2 separate regions of the Homo sapiens genome follow, and region 2 is linked to region 1. Evidence: read pairs that join two places in POLR2A ChIA-PET (ENCODE). Cell type or tissue: Panc1. All regions are shown on one strand.

Region 1 (4,000 bases):
CTAGAACAACATTTTATTACCATGGCACGACTAGAAATCCATTTTAGGAGGGTGTGACAATGTAACAGAATTATGTGAGACAGAAAAATACAGTCAGAGTAGATCAAGGTTATTTATGTAATAAACTTTTTGACATTTTACTTTTTAACTATCAAGAGGTCTGTTCTCAAGAAGGAATGCTTATTCAGTGATACTCTGGTTTATCATGAGTGTTATTTGTCATTCAGGTTACTATTTATATGCATCATTAAAAGATAAAAGAACTGTCCTTTCTGTTATCCGAATATTTATTACAGGTCTACTATATGCCAGGTACTCTATATAAAAGTGCCATGTTATAGAAAAAGGCCTTGCCTCTAAGGGAGTCACAGCCTGGAGGAAGGGAATGCCTGAGCAGGCCTAAGTGACCTGATCTGCGTTTTGAAAATAGTAGAGGCTCCCCAGTACATAGGCGGTGGGGATGTAAGGTGGGGCATGAGGAAAAGGCACAAAATCATAAAAACACGGAGTGCTTAGAGAATGCCAAATCATTTGCTATAACAGAAGGGCAGGAGATGAAACTTGAGATACTGGCAAGTTCCTCAGAGGGTCTCTTAAGAACTGCTGAGAGGTTCAGACTTTATCCTCTTACATGGGAGCCATGAGATCAAAGCTGAATTTTGGAATGAGTACTCGGATAGAGCAAATGAGTGGGAAGAGAAGCCAAGATGTTGTCAGAGAGATAAGAAAAAACTTAAAAATAAAATACTACAGAAGGCAAAGTAGGAGAGAATTTCAAGGCAGGAGTGGTCAACAGGGCTAAAAACTGCAGTCATGATGTTGAAGTAACAAGAATGACAAAGTCTGAAGGTATAGGCCAGGGAAGTATGGTAATGGCAGTGCTGCAGTGGGGCTCGCTCGCCAGCTCTCTGATAGACAACGGTGGAGGCCCCAGGAGCATGGAACTAGAAAGGCCTCTGGACTCCTCACGGTTCTCTCCTACCCAGCTAGAGGATGGATCTGTCATACTGCTTTCTACCTTCTAGAGCACACAAAGCATTTTTGTGATCCCCTTGTTGCTGTGCCCTAGACATTCCTTTCAAATGCCTAACTGATGGTTTAACAAATATGTACTGAGTACCTACTATGTACCAGGTTACAGAGATACAAAGGTAAGCAAATACATCCCTGCTTTTGTGGCTCTTTCTGTCCAGTGGGGCAGACAGATAAACAAATAATCATATAAACATGGTGCTGTAAGAAACTTCAAGGAGAATTGATCCAATTTAGGAAGTTAGAAAAGGCTTTCTTGTGGCCGGGCGTGGTGGCTCACGCCTGTAATCCCAGCACTTTGGGAGGCCAAGGCAGACAGATCACGAGGTCAGGAGATCGACACCATCCTGGCTAACACAGTGAAACTCCATCTCTTCTAAAAATACAAAAATTAGCTGGGCGTGGTGGTGGGTGCCTGTAGTCCCAGCTACTTGGGAGGCTGAGGCAGGAGAATGGTGTGAACCTGGGCGGTGGAGCATGCAGTGAGCAGAGATTGTGCCACTGCACTCCAGCCTGGACAACAGAGCAAGACTCTGTCTCAAGAAAAAAAAAAAAAAGAAAAGAAAAGAAAAGGCTTTCTTGAGAATGAGTACATCACTGAGCAAAGATCTGAAAGAACAGAAGTTACTTAGGTGAAGACAGGAGGGAAGAGTATCCCAGGTAGAGAACGTGTTGTGCAAAGTGCCTGTAGAAGGAAGGCCTATGCCAAGCAAGAAGGACTAGATATGGCTGGAGTACAGAGTGAGGCGTGCCTGGGGCAAGGTGAGGCTGAAGATTAGGTAGTAGCTAGATCAAGCCAGGCCTGGTGTCCATGGTAATGCATCTGGACTTCATCTGAGAGCAGTAAAAAGTGAGTTAATAGCTTTAATGTACCTTGGAAGGGACAGAAGCATTTTGAAAACAATCCCCTGGCTGAGTAGTAAGAGAACAGACCTGGAAACAGGCCAGAGTGACTGAGGATAGATTCCAGAATAGACAGCAGTAGTCTGGATAAGAATCTTGGTGGTGGAAGAAAAAAAGTGGAAAGTGGACAGATTCAAGGGTTAATTAGTGTCTTCGCCCATTTGTATTGCTATAAAGAAATACCAGAAGCTGCGTAATTTATAAAGAAAAGAGGTTTATTTGGCTCACAGTTCTGCAGGCTGTATAAGAAGCATGGTACCAGCATCTCCTTCTGATAGGGCCTCAGGCTGCTTCCATGCATGGCAGTAGGGAAGGGAAGCAGGTGTGTGCAGAGATCACATGGCGAGACAGGGAGCAAGATACAGAGAGAAGGAGGTGCCAGTTTTTTTTTGTTTTCTTTTGTTTTGTTTTATAACCAGTGCTTTTGGTAACTAACAGAATGAGAACTCACTTATTACAGTGAAGATGGCACTGAAACAATACATGAGGGATCTGCCTCCATGACCCAATCACTTCCCATTAGGCCTCACCTCCAAAATTGGGACTCAAATTACAACATGAGGTTTGAGGGGACAGACATTCAAATTATAGTAATTACGAAGTAAAATGAGCAACTGTTTTCTTTTGCTATCCAATCATGATGGATTGGATATGTGTGATGAAGGAGAGGGAGGTATGAAGAATGACTTTAAGATTTGTAACTTATACAACTGGATACTATTCACTGAGAGAGGAAACACTGAAATAGACCAGAATTGAAGATGATGAGTTCCCTTTTAGATATGCTGAATTTCAAGTGCTTCTGAAACATTCAAGAGGAGACAGAAACAGAATTTATAGCTCAGTGAAGAGGTCTGGACTGGAGAATATAATTTGGCACAAATCTTTATGCAGATAATAATTGACTCAAGAGCCAATAAGACGAGTGATGGAGAGATTATAAAGTGAGAAAAGGAGAGGATCTTGGATCCCGCCTTGAGGAATTCACCCCTTACATGATGGATGGAAGAGGGTGAGACTATAGAAGAGACAGATGACTAGCCCAATATGTGGAAAGAAAACCAAAAACCAAAACAGTGTGTTCAAGACACAGGGCACGGTGAACTATGTCGAGAAGCCAAGCAAGATGAGGATTGCATTTGGTAACGTGAAGTTGAAGCTGACTGATAACTTCAGTGACAGCTGTTTTGGCAGGGTAATGGTGTCAAGAGCCCAACTGGAGTGAGTGGAAGTGTGGAGTTGGGAGATGTGGAAACGATACAAACAAGAATAGACAACATTTTTTGAAAAATTTGATTTGCCTGTTAAGGGATGAATAGAGATGAAGAGGCAGCTGGAAGAAATATGAAGTGGAATGAGAAAATTTAGTTTGTTTTTAATAGGAAAAGCTTGAAGATTTTTAAAAGCAAAGGCAAGGGTGAGACATTAAAAAGCATGTGAGAGAAGGGGTAATCAAGTGCACAAAGTTCTTGAGAATGAAGAAGGGATGGGAGCCAAAGCAGTCATGGGGACTGGCCTGGCTGGGAGGCGGACAACCCCTCTGATGTAATAGGAAAGATGGAATTGGTGCAGATACTGGCATTGTTCTCTTCTTTGGGATCCAAATCCTCAACCACTGCAGTCTGAATTAATCCAACAGTGTCTCCCATTTAATCTATTCTATATATTGCATTTAGACTTAGCTCTGTTAAATACTGCAGATATATGAAAAAATACTCAACATCACTAATCATCAGGGAAATCCAAATCAAAACCGCAATGAAGTATCATCTCATCTGAGTCAGAAAGGTTCTTATCAAAAAGACAAAAAATAACAATGCTGGCAAACATGCAGAGTAAGGGAACTCTTATACACTGTTGGTGAGAATGTAAGTTACAACAGCCATTATGGAAAACAGTATGGAGGTTTCTCAGAAACCTAAAAATAGAACTACCATACAACCCACCCATCCCACTACTGGGTATTTATCCAAAGGAAAGGAAATTAATATATCAAAGGATACCTGCACTGTCATGTTGACTGAAGCACTATTCACAATAGCCAAGATACAGAATCAACCTAAGT
Region 2 (4,000 bases), 180 kb after region 1:
TATGCTACAGGCATTGTGGCTGAGGCTTGGCCAATCAGGTGCTCCCAGTATTGAATGAGAATCTTAAGTGAGATAAACAAGAGGCAGCGATCTTTTAGAATTCACTTCATAATGATGACACAGAGGGGATGGGAACAGCATCCAGTGTCCAGTGGCAGCAGAGTCTGACAGTGTGTGGGAGCAGCAATTCATACAGTGACACCCTCACCAGGCAGTTTCTGTGGCATAGCCTTGCTCATGGCTCAGCGCGCTCTACCTCCCTTAATTCCCACCCATTTTCTCAGCTGCTACTGTTGATTCTACGAGCTTTCTAATATCCTTCCAATAAATTCCTCCTCTGCTGATGTTTTCCAGTGTAATTCTTGCAACCAAGAGCACTGATTGCTAAAGGTATAAATTATCACCCCATTTTCAGCTGACAATTTGGGTCATTGAAAGGCTATATTAGAGGGCCAATAGTCATACAGTAAATGAGGTGAAATTCGAACCCAGATCCGCTTGATGCCAAGCTTGTATTCTAAACCACTACTCTGTTAAGTGCCATTAGTTAAAAATAGAAAATACTACAAAGACTAGCCTCCTATGGTTTTTAGAGAATTATTTCTTAGCTTAAGGATACAAGGAATTTACATGGTAGGTTATCACCAACTGTTGAGGCTACTGCTAGGAAAAACCACGTCATGCTGATGAGCTCAGGGAGATGCCTGTGCCATCACTTTCAGCACAAAACCACTGCAGAAGTGTTTGCCAGTCATGGGTCTGTCATTGTTTTTATGGAGTCTAGACAGGGTGTTGCTTCCTACCTCTTTTCTGCTGGCTGGTGACATTCCCTTTTTCATGCTTCCTGCCTTTGTCCCCACCTCCTCTAAAATGAGCTTCCCTTGTTGATTCAACACAGACTTTTCCTTCTCTAGGAGAAACCTCAGATAATTATTCCTGCCCCCCTCCAAAAATATAATCCTGCTCTTTAAGGAGGGATTTTTTTTTTCATTTCTTTGGATTGGAAAAATGCTCCTTTGGTTCATGGTAGAGCCTGACTTTTGAAAGCCTTCTGAGAGGATGTCTCCTGGTTAACCCTGGGGAGATGTTTCACTATCTGGCAGCCCTTCTCATCACGGACATTCAGTTTAAATCTCTCTGTCCTTAATTTTACCCCAATTTAGTCCTTCTATTCAGCTCAGTAATGACTCTGACTGTTGTTTACTCTATGGACACTTTCCAATGACAATCATGTCTCCTCTCGGTCGTTACTCAGCAGAGCTGGGCATTTGAGAATCTTTTAATAATTTCTTTGTGTATGTCAGTCTCTTTGCCCTCTGAGTCATGTTTGTGCTCTCCTCTTAACTTCCTTCAGTTTGAGCCCAATTGGAAATATGATTAGCATATAGATTTTTCCTGCTTCTGGCAAGGATTTTTACACTTAGTTGAAAAAAGAAGCTATACATTTTGTAGAAAACTCAAGGTCTGACCCACCAAACTCCATTATTGCCTTCCTGGACCAATATCCTTCTTCAATAGCCATTTTACACAAAGTTTGTTTCTGGTAATGAGAAGTTAATTGCCAGGCTTTGATACATTTGGATGGGGTTTGTATTTTGTTATCTTTTGTACTTCAGGCAACGTTACTTATCTTAAAATTGATTGTAGAATGCCTTAAATGTATCTGCAGTGGCTTATTGTTCTTTTAATAATAATTAAAGTGTTCTTTAATAATCACTCTTTTGTAATAGGTATCTCTCTTGTCACAGATAGCTTCTGTGATCCGGAAACTCCTATCTCCTCTGGGAGCTAACGTTAATTTTTGCAGCTGTCTTGTTATCCAGCAGTATTCTTTGTTTTGCTTTAACACAGCCACCCAGGAGTATTTATTAAGCACTGCACAGTTTAACTGCCTATAAAGATTAGGCCCAGGCTATTTACTTACTGGGTTGGTTAAAATTGGCAATTGGGATAATAGTCTTCCCTTTCCAATGGCTGGTGCAGCTGGCACATTTCCTGCCAGGTTGAAAAATATCAGTGCACTGTTTAATATGTCTCTTTGAAGAGAAATCTGAAGCCAGGGAATGCAAATGGAAGCCTGCTCACTGTATGTAGAGAAATTGTCTCCTAATTAGTTAACATTTGATAGACTTTGAATTTGACTTTTTCAAAAGCATTTGCCTGAGTTAACTAGACTTTATTTTTCACAGGTTTGTTTTTTATCAGTGTGTTGTACAGAGCGAATGGCCTCGGACCTTCAATGGCTGTGCACTGCTTTCTCAGGACTTTCCCTCAAAGGGAAGAACTGACCCTTATCTCTTTCCCTTTTCTCCACCATTAGAGCTCAGAGATCCCAAGAGGCAAAGCGGGGAAAGGTGGGTGACTAAATCACCAGGAATTCCCTGAGGTATCTGTTCTGTGTTGTTCCCTTGTGACAATGATGGGTGGCCTTCACGTGTCTGATGTTGTCCTATCATCAGAACCAGGGTTATCCTCAATTCTCAGGACTAACTGTAACTCTAATCCCTTCTCGTGCTACTGAGAAAGCATAACAGAGTACAAGGGAGTGAAAATGATATTATTTTAGGAAAAATTTAAATTCCTTTAGCTCAGTTAAAAATGTAGAAACTTTGGAGCTTTATATGTTATGAATGAATTAACTGTGACACCCCTAATCCCTGATCAAGATCCAGGGGTGGGCCCAACAAGGAATGGAGCACTGCTGCCCTTCCCATGCCACCTTGTTAGGATTTCAAGGGTGAAATAGCTCTCCTCTATCAGCTAATTGAGCCAGAAGGGACTATTTAGGAAAAGGAAGGGGAGGTGTCTTTTACTCCCAAAGATGTATATTCCTAGTTTCCTTCCTGTAGTGAAGATGATTGGATATTTTTATTTTATAAGGGTTAAAGACTTCAAACATATTCAATATTTTCTGTCTTTTTCTTTTTATCTTATTCTCTCAGTAATCTTCAGTCATCTATTAAAAAACAATAGTAAAGGGAGAGTAAGATTACTATGAATGACTTTCCTTTATACATGATATCTGGCTGTGGTTTTTCAATTGGGAAACAGATTTTCAGCCTTCTGGCAAGGTTTACTGAGTATACATTTGACTATTTTTCTCCCTGAATTTTATTATGTAAAAAGCTTCATAGGAGAAAGCTTTGCCATGAAGCTGTATTGCAGGTTTTTGTAAACTTGCATGGTTAGTGTCAACCAATAAACGTTTGATGAATGAATGAGCCAATATCTTATGCAATTAATAATGTTGGCCATCTCATTTTTTACGGAGTGTACTGTTTGTTCAGTCCAACATTGCCAATAATTACTCTTACCCTAGCCCTCCAAGTGAGGGAAAATATGCTCCATGTTCTCCAGATTGAATTCTCATAGCTTAACATGGACACCCTTTTTGACTTTATTATTACTACAAAATCACATAGTCTTCTACTTGTAAGGAACAATGTACAGTGCAATGTAGGAATAAATACCCTCAATTATAGAAATTAGGTTACTTACCCCTGATTATATAGCCAATTAGAACAAAGCTTAACTTCTGTAAAATTAGAGTTGATGACCTTAGGAATTAGAAACAAAAACAAAAACCAGCTTTGTTAAGATGTATGGTAAGCCTTGTTCTTTTGTGGTGATTTAGAATAAGAAGAATTGGCCAAATGCAATGTACCTTGAAGAAGTTTAAGAATATTAATTCACATCAAGTCAAAATCGTCACCATTATGAAAGTAATTACAACAACCACTGCTTTTGCTTATTTTCCATTTATGCGATTCAGCAGTACAAGCAAAATGAGGTAAAGTTATAGGTCAAGAACAGTCAGCCTTCTTCAGTTATTTCTGAAGCCTTTTATGATTGTGTTATAGCCCAATGTTCACCTTAGACTTGTCTCCTTTCTCAGTTTCATGCATTTCTTGTTGCTTAGTTTTAGAAATCATTTCACTCTGGAAAGCTTTCAGATCACAGATTCCTGCTCATAAGTGGATAAATGTGAGTATACTGGGAA

What was found. ChIA-PET counts read pairs that join two places held together with the same protein. Peaks named below come from ENCODE experiments on the same cell type or tissue, not always from the same donor. Only the 100,000 strongest peaks of a DNase experiment are listed, where the experiment ranks them.
Region 2: POLR2A ChIA-PET joins it to region 1 with 7 read pairs; 2 of 35 experiments call an interaction of 5 or more read pairs at or near these places.

The regions. Positions count from the first base shown.
Region 1 is chr4:173,233,146-173,237,145 of GRCh38, reverse strand. The region is part of intron 1 of GALNT7 (polypeptide N-acetylgalactosaminyltransferase 7); the gene reads right to left. Among named protein-coding and RNA genes, the nearest start is that of MIR548T, 33 kb to the left of the region's middle. In Panc1, no CTCF peak of the experiment used is centred here; no DNase peak of the experiment used is centred here; H3K27ac peaks cover 3,810 bases.
Region 2 is chr4:173,054,847-173,058,846 of GRCh38, reverse strand. No RefSeq gene overlaps it. Among named protein-coding and RNA genes, the nearest start is that of GALNT7, 110 kb to the left of the region's middle. In Panc1, no CTCF peak of the experiment used is centred here; no DNase peak of the experiment used is centred here; H3K27ac peaks cover 2,033 bases.